2 separate regions of the Mus musculus genome follow, and region 1 is linked to region 2. A link is a contact called in ENCODE POLR2A ChIA-PET data. All regions are on one chromosome and are shown on one strand. The core of a region is the stretch at or near the end of the contact, and the rest is flanking DNA. Distances in the headings are between cores, read along the strand shown. Region 1 holds the start of Pdpn (podoplanin). Region 2 holds the start of Prdm2 (PR domain containing 2, with ZNF domain).

Region 1 (6,535 bases), core at 3,806-6,305, 87 kb after region 2:
AAGGCTGCCAAGATAGAGGACTTCCCGGTAGGAGCTCAATGCTATGCTCGGATGCCTGAACACACAGCAAGAACTCAATAAATATTTGTCAAATAAGCAAATTCCTTGGGTGGGGCAGCTTTCGTGTCAACAAACGACATTACTTATCTTTCTCTCTCTCTCTCTCCTTTTCTAGAGACTCCAGGCAAGCTAAGTCCTTTCTCCCTTGGGTGGGCTCTCCTCGGGCTTGCTTGCTCTTTTCTTCTCCCTTATGGCCTCTGGGAAATACCCTGCTCACAGCATTCTCCTTCTCTGGCCTCCTTGGCATTCCCCCGCACCCTGCCAATGTAACAGGGGCTCTCAGCACCGCAGTGTGGCACCGGTTGGTCTGCCCATTCCTCTCCAGGCACTTCTGCAATTTATTGGCACTCCAGATTAGAAGCCACAAGCTCATCTTCATCTGGAAAGGCAACTGTCCATTCCGGAGGTTTTTGTTTTTGAAACCGCATCCACTTTGCCTTGCCTGAACCACAGACTGTCTTCTGTTTCTCCACCTAAGTGATCAACTGCCCAAGGTCGAAAGCCTCCCTCTGAACTTAGCCTGACTCATTGCCAAATACAGACTGTTCTCCAGGCAAAGTCACTGGACCAGACACAAATGCAGACATAGCCCTCTCCCTCTCTCCCTTGCTGTGTGTGCCCACGTGCATGTGTAGGTGCACATGTGCGTGTTCAAATGATAACCTTAGATATCATTCCTCAGGCACTCTATTTTTTGAGACAGGATATCTCAGTGGCTGGGGGCTTGCTGATTGGGCTAGACTGGTTGGTGGGAGAGCCTCAGGGATAAGGCTGTCTCTGCATTCCTAGCACTGGGATTACAAAAAAAACCCTTGCTACAGCAGGCCAGCATTTTTTTTACATGGGTTCTGGGAACCAAACTCAGGTTCTCATGCTGGCCCAGATGTCTCTCCGACCCTGGTCTACTCTATCTGTTGATGTTCAAGAATTTCCCACCACCTGGCTGGCTATGAACAGTCTGGGATGATGGACAGCTAAGGCACTGTGGTTAGACATGTGGGAGGAAACAGCCACCTTCATTTCCTGCCCTGGATGAACTTGGCAGCATGTCAGCTGTTTCCTAACCTGGCTCTATCCTACCTTAGATCTTGGATGAAAAGCCTAGTCGCTTTCCTTCCCCAGAACATTCCAGGGGCTGGGAAGAGGGCTGCCAGTGAAATGTTCTCCACACAAACATGAACATCTGAGCTCCAGCCCCCAAACTCACATACAATGCAGGGCACAGTGGTGTGCATCTGTTACCGCAACAATGGGGAGGCCGAGGCAACCGGATCCCTAAGGGCAATGGCCCATCTAAGTCTAGTGATCCGTGAGCTCCAGATTCAGTGAGAGAAAGAGTCTCAAAAAATATGGTGCAGAGTAATTGAGAAAGGTATACTTGATTCTCTCTCTCTCTCTCTCTCTCTCTCTCTCTCAGAACTCTTTTGAGAAAGTTCTTAAAATTGCAGGCAAGGGAAACTGTATCTGTTGTGTGCCTCACACAAATCCTACAAGCAACCTCTTATCTTGACCTCCTCCAAATCACTGGACCCTCTTCTTCTAACAAGACCGACCACACAACACAGGCTCCTTTCCTGAGAGATGTCAGGATATCAGAGCTTCCTTGGGGGATGGGTTGGGCAAGGTAAGGATCCTCTGCAAGGTTCCTGGCTAAACTGGTGCTTGAGTTTGCTTCCTCCTTGGCCTCCCCCAAAATACTTCCACAAGCTGTAACCTGGAACGCCTGCTCTCAGAAGCCAGAAATATGACAAAAATTCAGATAAGCCAGTGCAATCCAGAGCACAGGTTCATTCTTGGTTGGCAAGGGTGGCAGAGCATACTCTCGGCTAGGTGCTTTCCTGCACCCAGCAACCCGCCCCACCCTCTTGGGAGAGGTCTAGCGCCTGTGTGCAAGACAAATTAAGGCAATGTATTTTAATGCGCCAGGCCAACTCCACTCTTGTATGGGGAGTGTGTAATTTTTTTTTTTATTCATGTTTAAAATGAATAAAGTGAAGTCTACCTTCAGTCTCAAGTCAGTCTTTTTTTTTTTTTTTAATTCAATCATAGTAAAAAGCTTAACTTTGTTTCTGAATCAAGGTCCCAGCAACTTCTGGGATAATAGTGTATAATTTACAGGAGAGGTTGGGGATTAAAGGAGGTAAGCCTGCGACATTCCTAGAATGTGGTGGTGGTGGTGGGGGGGGAGGGGGGGGGAATGCAAGGAGGTGGTGTCCCGCCCACTAGTCAGGGCCATTCTCTGTCATACCGGAGACTTGGGTCTCTCCATTGCCAGCAAAGTCAATGGTGGGTGAGCTGAGTTTTGTCTTGTTGATCGTGGCTACCCTCAGCCTTCTGCTGCTGCACTCGCATCTTTAAATGTGTTTCCCTCTTCTGAACTCAGTTTGGGACCCTAAGCCCCAGCTTCCCCCGCAGAACCTCTAACAGAATCAGCTTTATTCAAGGCCTCCTCAGCTACATAAGCCCTCAGCAGCTTGCGAGGATTCCAGGGCCCCCGAAAACTGGCAAGAACTTCAGGGAAATCACAGGATGATTTCTGTGCCACATGATTAATCCTGCTCGGACTGGTCCCGGAAGAGCACACATGGGTTAGCGGCAAGCAGCAGCTTGCCGAGAATCTTATAAAAAGCCACTGCTAACGGGCGAGTCCTGGGGTACCGGCTTTGGATGTCAGTTCAGAGTGAGGGTGGGGCCTGGCAGTGGGGGAGGCTGCCAGATGTGAGGACAACAGGCCTCGTTAGAATCCACGAACACCTTGGGGATTGCAGAGGGGGTTGGGTTATAACCCTAAATCAGTATGGCATATGACTCTAATAGAATTAGCACACCACAATCACCCCTGCCTGATCTGGCTCCCCAGTAATAGCTTAACTCAATGGAGTTAACTCATCCATATTCATTATTCTCAAACAAAAACCCTGCAGGCTCAATCTTGCTGCAGAGCAGCCTGGATACAACTGGCCGCATGGCCACCTCTCTGAACACCCCTGTACCAAGGCTTTTTCTTCAGCTGTACAGTTTCTACTCTAACTGAGTGATGACTTTTTCTAGACAAGACCAAATACCAGCTACATTTTAGGAGCATTTTGGGAGCTGGCTTGAGACAGTTGCAGCCTACCCTTGCCTTTGGAGGATGCCAGCCTCCGACTTTCCTAGGATGTGGTTTGGGGTGGGTGCTTCCCCTCACTTTGCGCTGGTGAGTGAAAAGCCATGTTCTTAACACGCACTGTCTCGCCATGACGGAAATGGAACCGAAATACAGAACTGTATATATATATATATATATATATATATATATATATATATCCTAGCGTAAGAAGTTTCAAAGATAGGACTGCCAGGAATACCCCTGAACACCATAAAGAATAGCTTCGTCTCTTTGAAGCAAGTGGACAACCTCGCCCATGCACTCTATATAATTTCCCTAACACTAGGTGTTGTCTGTGGAGAATTATAGAAGCCTAGGCTAGGCCCACCCATCTCACACAAACCACTCCTTCACCAGGAAAGACAGTCCTACATCTCTGATGACCACTAGCCTTCATTTAGTGAGCAACTGAGACTGTCCCATGACTTCTTGGCTCTGGGATCAAGATTAGAGCTTAGATTCCACCAGGAATATAGATACAACTTAAAACATCAAAGCAAGAAACAAAATAACAGGAGACTGTCCTAGACCCCAGCCATAGATCACCCAGACAGAAGACAGTAATTCAGAAGAGGAGGACGTGATGGTGGTCCCATCAATCTGTTTCTTTCTAGTCAGGGTCTTAAAGCCCAGTCTGGTTTCAAACTCCTTATACCCCAAGATAACCCTGAACCCTCTCATCCTCCTGCCTCCATTTCCCAGTGCTGACACAGTTGAGCATCACCATCCTGGCTTTTGCATCTTGCTGGGGATGGAGCATGAGAGTGTCTCACATGCCAAACATGGACTCTGCCAACTGAGCTACATTCTCAGGCTCCATTCGTCTTTAATTAACACTAATTCAGCCACTGAGTCCTTGGCCAAGTTCAATACATGGCCTCAAACACACTTGCGCTTCAACGCTCACGGCAGCCCTCCAGGTTAGGAGGTACAGGTCCGTGGCGCCCTGGGTTCCATCCATTTCCAGTGTAGGGGTGTGGGGAGGGGAGGAAAGAAAGAGGCAGAGACAAGAATGCTAGAAAGATAGCAGCTTGCGGGTCAAGCTGTTCCACCGTCCCTTCCAGCTACCATCCTAATTAGCGAAGCCTCTTCAGGTCTATCCCCAGCCAGGGGTGTGACCCAGAGTTCCAACCTACGTCCTCCTATCTGTTCCTCTTTTTCAGAGACATTAATCATTCCTCTAACACACTGCTTTTTTGGGCCAGTCCAGTCGCCCTTGGTCACCTTCCCATCCCGTAACACTAGCCCCCGGGGCGGTGGGGGTTGTTAGGGCCATTCTGTACCCCTACCACCTGTGGGTGGACCCCCTACCGCCACACCCACTTGGCTGTTACAGGAGACTTAGCCCCATCTAAGCTACCCCACCGCTCTCCCTCCCTCCCCCCGCACTCGCAGATCCCAGGCCCAAGCATCCCCCGCCTCCCTCCATCCCCACCAACAAGTGCTGGTTGCCAATCATGCATGGCGCTTACCTCCCTGCGCAGAGTCCCAGAACCAAACGCTCCCCAAAACCCAGAACAACACTGGCACGGTCCACATCTTGATCTCGTTGGAGCCTCAGCAGCTAGTGGGTTTTTTTGTGGGTTGTGAAAAGATGAAAAACAAAACAAAACAAAACAAAAAACTTCGAAGCCACAGGCCCAGCCGGGAAGAGCTCGGGAGGAGGTTGGAAGGCGCTGAGCAAAAGTCTCAGCGCCAGAGAGTGCCCGGGCTTTCTGGACTCGCAGAGGCAGCAAGCACAGCAAACTTGGCAGCTGGCAACCTCTCGGCACAGTCGGCATTTATGTCTCCGGTCCCGGGGCGGGAGCGGGTGGGCGTCAGGTGGTCCCGGAGATCTAGGACCGCCCCCGAACTCTGTTTGGCCAGCATCACAAGATGACCTCAGGCCAGGTTTAAAGTTACAGGGCCTCAGCCACTGGGGCCCAGCCCAGAGGGGAAAAAAAAAAAAAGCTTTTGACTTTGTTCCACTACAGGAGAAAAGGGGGCCACGTGCAGTAAACAGTTCTGATTTACAATTTTTATTTATTTTTCTACTATATTTACTATTATGTTTTGGAGGGCAAAGCCCACAACTTAGGTTTCCTTGATAGTGGGCAGAAGAGAGACGCACACAGTGGCGTATGCGGCTGGTTTTATGGTTTTTAGACCGATGCACTGGATTTTTTTCTTCAGATGGTTTGGGGAAAACGGCCGTTGTTTGGGTGAGTCTGAGGCGGCTCTTGTTTATTGAACCTTCATGCAAGGCACGTGGATGGATGGATGGATGGATGGATGGATGGATGGATGGATGGATGGATGGATGGATGGACGGACGGACGGAAGGACGCGTCTGTCCTCCCACAACTAGCCTTCAGTGCAGTACTTGGCCCGGTGAGGTACTTGTCTGGGTGGGGTGCTTGACCTTGAAGGGTGCTTGGCCCTAGTGAGTTATACAGAAGGCAGAGCACGTACCACCACCCCCTGATACCGGGACTTTGTGGCTTCACCTGGATACCAGGAGCAGCTGTGTCATCTGACTATCGGCCACTCACCTGGAACTAATAAGAGTTCAGCTCATCTATTAATCCTAGGGTTTAACTGGTAATCCCCTGTCTCTTGATTTAAACAATCCTTCCTTGCTCTCAGGGAGTGGGTATCGGCAAGAGAAATGTTCATTATTCCCTTCTAACCTGTTGGAATCTAAGAACAGGGTCGGGGGTGGTCTTGGCTTCACTCCCAGATGCCATAAATTCCTTTCAACAAAAGCATCTGAGGATGGGCCCCCCAGAGGTGGCTCGGCCACCAAGCCGAGTGACTTAAGTTTTAGGCTCTGAACCCACAATGGTGAAAGGAGAGTCCCGATTGATTCCTGTATGTTGCCCTCTGACCAGACAGCGAGCACACACACACACACACACACACACACACACACACATACACACACACACTCGCGCATGCACACGGTAAAAATAAGTTACAGAGAACTTAACAATGAACGGTCCCTACGTGTCCCAATGAAGGTGACAATGAGCTGTTTTCATCCTTTTATCTTTGACCTCAGTTTCAAACAGACTTCATCTCAAGAATTTCAAAAGTAGACTGATTTTTAAAAATTATTTATTGTGTGTGCGCATGCACTCACGCATGCATGCATGTGTGCAAAGGTGTGGGCACCCATGATATGGTATGTGTGTGATATCAGAGGGTAGCTTTGTGGAGCCAGCTCGCTCCTACATTCATTCACATGGGTACTAAAGACCAAACTCGGGTTGCTAGCTTGCCAGGCAGGTCTTTTTATCCTGAGACAACACTGTTTTAAAAGCTCATATTCCCAGCTTTGGTCCCACA
Region 2 (7,156 bases), core at 3,936-6,435:
CGCAACCATCTGTAATAGTGTCCGATGCACTCTTCTGCTGTGTGTCTAAAGTCAGCTACAGTATACTCACATTAAATAAATAATTTTTTTTTAAAAACTACTTGCATTTTTAAAATTTCCTAAATCATATAGTACGTGTACGTGTGTGTGTGTGTGTGTGTGTGTGTGTGTGTGTGTGTGTGTGTGAAGGCATCTCAGGTCAAAGGAACAAATCTTGGGTTATTCTCTTTCCTTCTGCTGGATCCTGGAGAGCCTTAACATACTAACCTATCTTGCTGGCCTTGCTTGCATATTCTTTACCTTGTCAGCTCAAAATACCCCAGTGAAAGGCAAAAGTAGTATTTGTCCCCAGTTTGCAAACATTAAGAGGTCAGAAGAAATGCTACCTACATCCCCCTCACACACCACCACCACCACCACACAGAGCTATGTGGTCCCATGATCCTGTCATTCTGTATGCTGAGGTAGGGTTCTGCTAAGTAACACAGGGCTATACGCAAACACTGCCTCCATGTCTTCTAACATAAGTACACATCTACATTTATCCCAAGAGCCTTCATTTCAAAACCTCTACTTGCAAGTGTATCTTAAAGCCAACATTTGCTGAATTATGGCAAAGTCTTTAAGTCAGAAAATCAATCTGAGTGTCATTTGTATGCTTAACATACATAGTCTGAATAAGGTCTTGAAAAATATACAGGATTCATGCTGAAGTATGTACAGGTTTGGAGAAATCTCACAGTCCTTTTCAAATTTTGAATGCATCATTTAAATTTCCCATGAGAGTTTAAGAAAATCTTAGAAAAACTACATGTAGGTACATATAAAATATGTAGGTTTTACCAATTTCCAGATGGGCTGCCCACAGCAATCAAGCTAACATTTCCACTTAACTTTACACATTTCAGACAAGCTGTGCCAAGAAATAATTCAGCTCTTTCAAAGCAAAGCCTAACATGTAATTTGTTTTTTCACCAAAATAGCTGAAAAATATAGACAGATTCAGTGAACCTTTTTTCCCATGTTCTAAGGGGCTAGTAAGTAAGAACACAGTGTAAACAGGACATGGACCAAGATGCCACTAGTAAATACTACACGGAATTAAGGGAACACACACATGCTTATACCATTGCAATTACCAGGTTTACTATACACAAGGGCTCTGTGCACGCTCCAGGGAGGTGAGGTAGAAAGGAAAAGCATTCCTTTATTGCACTGAAATCATTTAGATATTCCTGTAAGTAAAACCACTCGTTACCAAATATGGCTCCAATAGCAGATTTTTTTCACATGTTGTATTTAATGGTGCATTCTCAATAGTATTTCACAGCCAAAACAAACAAACAAACAAGCAAACAGATAGGAACCACAGCCAATACCATCTCTACTTAGAATAATTAGAAATAAAGATTAGGAGACATATTTTCTCCCCCAGCAGAAAGTACTTCAATGACATGTTTTCCATGAAGATGCATTAAACTAAACATTTCAAAAGTAAGCCTTCTTTCCTTAGGACAAGTTTAGTGCATAAACCCAACTGGTTCTTTTTGGGGTTTTTTTTGTTTGCTTGTTTTAAAAAAAGAAGGAAAAAAGTAGTTTAGAAAAGTACAGTTTAGCCAATCTTCAAGGAGTTGCTTCAAGTCTCATTTTCTGGAAGAGTTATTTCTGTGCTATTCAGCATCATGGACCAAATAATTAAATTATGCATCTACTCTATGCAAATGTATTTAAATTTTATAATAATTTAATCTGCATACTGGGAATGCTGATCCCATGTCATGAAAACGTCATAATCTCCAGCCTACCTCACACTGCCATGTTTCTTCCCATAAAAGGACGTCAATGTTCAACTACAGAGAGTTACTCTATAACCACAAAAGCAAAAGCTAGAAGAAATTTGGATGGGAAGACAATTCCCTTCTTCAAGGTCTAACCCATAGCATCTGTCCTCAGAGTTCTTGGAGACACCACAGCTGCTTCTGTGATTCAACCATCCAACAAAGGAAGTTTCATTTAATGAGCTAGTTTAGAATCATTCCATTTTGTCCCTCCATGGCAATGTCTGGTGACTTCACAGCTTGTCATAACTAAAGGAGGGACCACTGCCACTTGTGGGTGGATGAGGGGAGCTGCTTAAGCATTCCACCATGGACAAGAGTGACATCCCCAAGAAAACTAATCCAGCCCACACATCAGCAGTAGAGTGGCCGAGGAACATTGTTAACTCACCATGCTATCCCTACCAACAGACTCCAGTTTCCCCTGACCTGCTCTAAGAAAATCATTTTTTTATAGCTCTAACTAAAAATTTCTAACTGCAAAAGGCAAGCACTAGGACATGACACCAGGCCCAATCCCAAGCACTGTGACTGCTAATAGGCAGCAATCAAACTATGAAGCCCTAAATGCATGTCAGCAGGAGCAGAAGTGCTCAGCAGGTGCTCAGCTGGTGATGTCCCGGTTGCATCTAGCATTCCCTGAAGATTCTCTGCAGGTGCTCTCTGCATGCAGGTCTGACATGCAGCATTCCCTGCAGATGCTCTCTGCATGCAGGTCTGACATGCAGCATTCCCTGCAGATGCTCTCTGCATGCAGGTCTGACGTATCCCCTCAAGGCCCACATACACTTCCACTATGGAGTTTGCTAGTGAAAGCTGCATATTTGCTGTTGGGTTTTTCCCCTTTACATATATTAAAACTAACACGAAACTAGTCAGAAGACATGAAAATAGCAAATACTCCACAGTGCTCTCCACCCTGGAGACTGTGATTTAACACACCCCTGAAAGGTGTCTAAGTCAGATCTAAAGTTGAAAAGATATCAGCATTCTGAAAAAAGAAAAAAAAATCCCATTAATAAATAAATAGCCAGTATAAAATAATCATCAAAAGGAACTGTGTGCAGATATGTGTGAGCTACAGACACCACAGAGAAATCAGGGAGGTTACTTCTTAGGTAGCTGAAACAAACAAACAAACAAAAAAAGATGTATCATCAGACACTACCAAAGCAGATTTTCCAGTTTTCACATCTTAAATAGTTGCAGAATTTTTAAATTCATCACAGAGAAAAAACTTCCGAAAATTAATGAAAAGAAATGTCAGACTTTAGAAGCCTTGAAAATCAATGTGGGATTGGTTAATGAATGATGGCCCATCCACATATCAGCCATTAAACATCAAATTGAAGAACAGTTAAAGACATAGAAACACACAACAGCATAATGAAAGACAAGCCTCATCGATATACACAACATATCAATTCTCTATAGACTATTATACAGAAGTGCATGCTTCTATAAATGAATGTATGTGAATAAAGAAATACAAGCAGGCACACCATGAGGGACTGACTAGTGACAATCTGCTACAATGTTAACAATGGCTATCTGAGGAGGCGGAAGTTTACAGGCGGTTTCTATTCCTTCTTTGTGCGCCTCTGTTTTCCAACTGTCTTCCAGTGCGACTGTTTTGCTGTTTTGTGCTTACAGAGCTAATACATTATTACAAAGTTACACCTTCTTATCCCGAGCACTGCATAGAAAATGTAAAACAAACCACCTCAAACCTCAACGAAGCCAAGTCTTCCATCAACAAACAGCGAACATTCATTGAGCATTCTCATTATGTCCCTGGTTCTAATAACTTTGTAAATGCATCGACGGCTTTTTTTTGGGGGGGGGGGGCAGGGAAGGGTCGAGCCCTGAAATAACACCAAATGCAGCTGAGTGTTGCTTCCAACAATGGATTTACAGCTCTCTTCCCATGGCTTGGAATAAAGGGGGCTTATTAAATGATCTCTGAAGGTTTTCAAAGCTATGGCGAGATTGCTCATGAAAAAGAAATTTCATCAAATAAAGTGTGTGAAAGAGAGCTTGGAGGGTGGCAGCTGCGTGCAATCTCAAAAACAGAACTCTATAGAACAGGAAAACAACAGAATAATGTCTCTCAGTTCCTCCTCTTAATATCCTAAAACCTCTTTTCCAATATCATCGTGGGCAGAATGATCCAACTGTAGTCTGTGCTATTGTAGGTAAAAGAAAAACAAAAACCAAAAAACAAACAAAAAACCATTGGGAGGTTGTCTTTGCTGTATATATTACTTTAAAGAATAACCTCGAAGTAAACAAAAAAACTTTGAGATACAATTTTAGTCATGTTCTGGGGACACTGTGTACTAGAAACAAACATTCCCGTGTTTCATTAAAGGGTCCTAAGGGCAAGGCACTGGAACTTGGCAAAAGGCAGTTCACGTGTCAAATACACCCAAATCCTCAATACATGAAATGCGGGGGGTGAAGGGAAACCCCATTTCTCTAGGTGTAAATTCCAGCTGGGTAGTAAGAGGCAACGGGGCTTCCCGGCGATCTGTGGGATTGTTTCCCCAGCTCGAGGCCCGACCTAACGGTAAGTGCTAGGCCATTGGCCGGTGCTTCACGCGTGGATCGTGGAAGAACACTGACCTGTTAAGGTCTATTTCGTGTCTCGCTCGTCACCCTCGGAGACATAGTAGATGGATCTTTTGACGAACGCAAACCAGTCCTATGTATGCTAGCGCACACCTGTGACACATGCACGTATGCACCAGTGGGTCGATGGGGGACACTCGAGGAGCCCACTGGCAGGTTTATAGCACACGGAAACTATACGGGGGTGAAAAACACAAAGGCTCGAGGCACAGAACCAACTCGAGGATTGCAGATGCGCTCGCACATTCAACCCGGGACACAAAAGAGCAGAGATCAGCGCAGCCCTGCGGATGGGGACCGCCCGGGGCCCACGTGCGCTCCCCGCCGACCCCGCAGCCGCGCACCCCGAGTCCGCCGCGCCGTCACCAAACGGACCCGAAACTTGGCCGCGGGGACTTAAGAGCCGCGGAGCGGGAGCCTTCGCGCCGCCTCGCGTCGGCGCCAGCGCCAGCCACCGGTTCCCGGCCGTTCGGAGGAAGCTCGAAGGGGGCGCGTCAGCCCGCCCCGCAATCCCCTTAGCGCCCGGCCCGGTCGCCCCCGCCGCGGTGGCCACACTCCTCACTGACACCAAGGGACATTCCCCCGAGGCCCGCCCGCCCTCCCCGGCTCCGCCGCTCCTCACCAGAGCGCGACGTGCCAACGCTTCAGCGAGCCCAGAGCCGCAGCCGCCGCCGTCGCTCTGGCGCCCGCGGCCGCGCCGCCGCCATCTTGGCTCCGGCCGGAAGTGACGTCGGCACGGCGCCCACAACCCCCGACCCCGACCCCGACCCCGCGCGTAGCTCGTGGCCTGCGACCCCGAGGAGCTCAACACGACGGTCAGGCGTGACCCCGGCGGACTGTGTCGCCCTCTCTGTCAATCACGGACTCGCCGCTCGCCCCAGAGCGTTATTACCTCGAAGGGAAGCCCGCGTCGCCATGGCCGGGCCAGCCTGACCACTATAGAGTTAGGGCTGAGAAACTCAAGAGTTGGTCAGAGAAGCCACCCTACTTCAGACGACCGCGACTGACTGGCGTGGTGGCGCACACTTTAATCCCCAAACTCGAGGCAGAAGCAGCCAGAGCTACATAGTGAATTCCAGGAAGGCAGGACCACACCCTTAGACCTTGTTTCAAGAAAAACAAGAGCAGAATCCACTCTGAAGGCCACTCACTAGACCACTGCCAGGCAAATAGACCGTTTAAATGGTGTGCAAAGGACCAATATAGCCACACACACACAAACCCGAAACTTCAGCAAAGCAGATGCAACTGAGCGGCTGTATTCATCCCTTACCAGGAGGCATTTGCTAACTGCCAGCTATGGGCCTAGGTCAGTGCCAAGGCTCTGTGGTACCCAGCATGGCCTTCATCTTGCCCTTGGGAACTGCACCACTATTTACAAACAAGTGAGCTGGAGATGGATTGGATTGAACTGGAGACCACTTCTGACATCCCAGAAAAGAGGTTTGACGGGAACATAGTTGCCAATCAATCTGAAGTTGTAGAGAGATGAAAGTTACTTGTCACATCTAGATGGTACCCAGAGCCATGAGTACTTCAAGATAAAGCTATCCTCTGAGAAGAAAGGAAAAAAAAAAAAAATCTAAGTGTAGTGGGCCGTATTAGTCCTCTGAGAAAAGGATCTGAAAAATAGATAATGTATTATGTTCAAATGTGCCTCCAAAACTTTGGAAAGACCAGACAAGCTCATCAAATGTACCTGTTGTTTAGAAAGTACGTCAATCAACGTGGATTGTGGTATACTCTGTAAAGGATTGGTGACATGGTGATTATCTCATCAGTACTGTTGACAGGTGAGGACAATGTCAAGTGTTGTCAAGGTCTGGATCACCACAGAGCCCGTGGAGAGAGGAAATAAAACCTCAAATGTTTGCTTATGTCTCTCACTAGTCAAGAGTTTACAAACCTAAGAGAGACATGCAAACTTGTCACTAGAATATACACTATTATGGTACAGGCTGCCACTGGAATTTGCACTCTTTATTTGATTAACACCTTACTAAGTATATGCATCAAAAATCATCTGAGGTAGCGTGGGAGCAAAAGGGAGACCACCACCTCATCTACCACCAAACTGCCATAGCCATCATTTTAAAAGAAAATCTACTTACCCCCTGGCATCCAATAGAATGCAAAAGGAAATATAGGGGATTTTGATTTTTGTCAAATCAAAACATGACATGGTAAAACCAGAGAACACCATGCCAAGAAGGCAGTGGCTGTTCTTCCTGTCTTTAATCTGATATGACAATGCCTTTTTCCCCTGGGGCAACGGTTTCAGATTTGATGTCTTAAAACAACAGAAATTTAATCTCCTGCAAATGTAGAGGCTAGAGTCCAAATCAGTATCAGTAGACTCAAGCTAAGGTGTCAGTAGGACCACACTTCCTCTGAGGTCTCTAGGGGAGACTGTTTCCTTCTTCCAGCTTCTGGTGACTGCCAACATTCCTTGGCTTGTCACTATGCCACTCAACTCTTCAAGGCCAACATCATCACACTCTCTTCATCTTTACATCACTTTCTCCTCTGTAGGTAGTGAAATTTCCCTCTGTTCTTTCATAATCTATACAGTTGCACTGAGGATACCCAGCTAAACCACAGTTAATCTCTTCATTGCTGAGTCATAGCAACAGAAGTTCTGCAAGAGGTAATGCTTGAGAATTCAAGGGATTGAGTTGAGGTCAGAT

What was found. ChIA-PET counts read pairs that join two places held with the same protein, here RNA polymerase II (POLR2A).
Region 1: POLR2A ChIA-PET joins it to region 2 with 32 read pairs in Patski. The contact joins the promoter of Pdpn here to the promoter of Prdm2 in region 2. POLR2A ChIA-PET finds 5 or more read pairs at or near these places in 3 of 5 experiments (Patski and embryonic stem cell).

Annotation. Positions count from the first base shown.
Region 1 is chr4:143,294,509-143,301,043 of GRCm38, forward strand. Pdpn (podoplanin) reads right to left here and starts at 5,056. Exons shown (of 6, transcript NM_010329.3): 1 at 4,681-5,056. The coding sequence starts at 4,747.
Region 2 is chr4:143,207,524-143,214,679 of GRCm38, forward strand. Prdm2 (PR domain containing 2, with ZNF domain) reads right to left here and starts at 5,186. Exons shown (of 10, transcript NM_001081355.3): 1 at 5,092-5,186.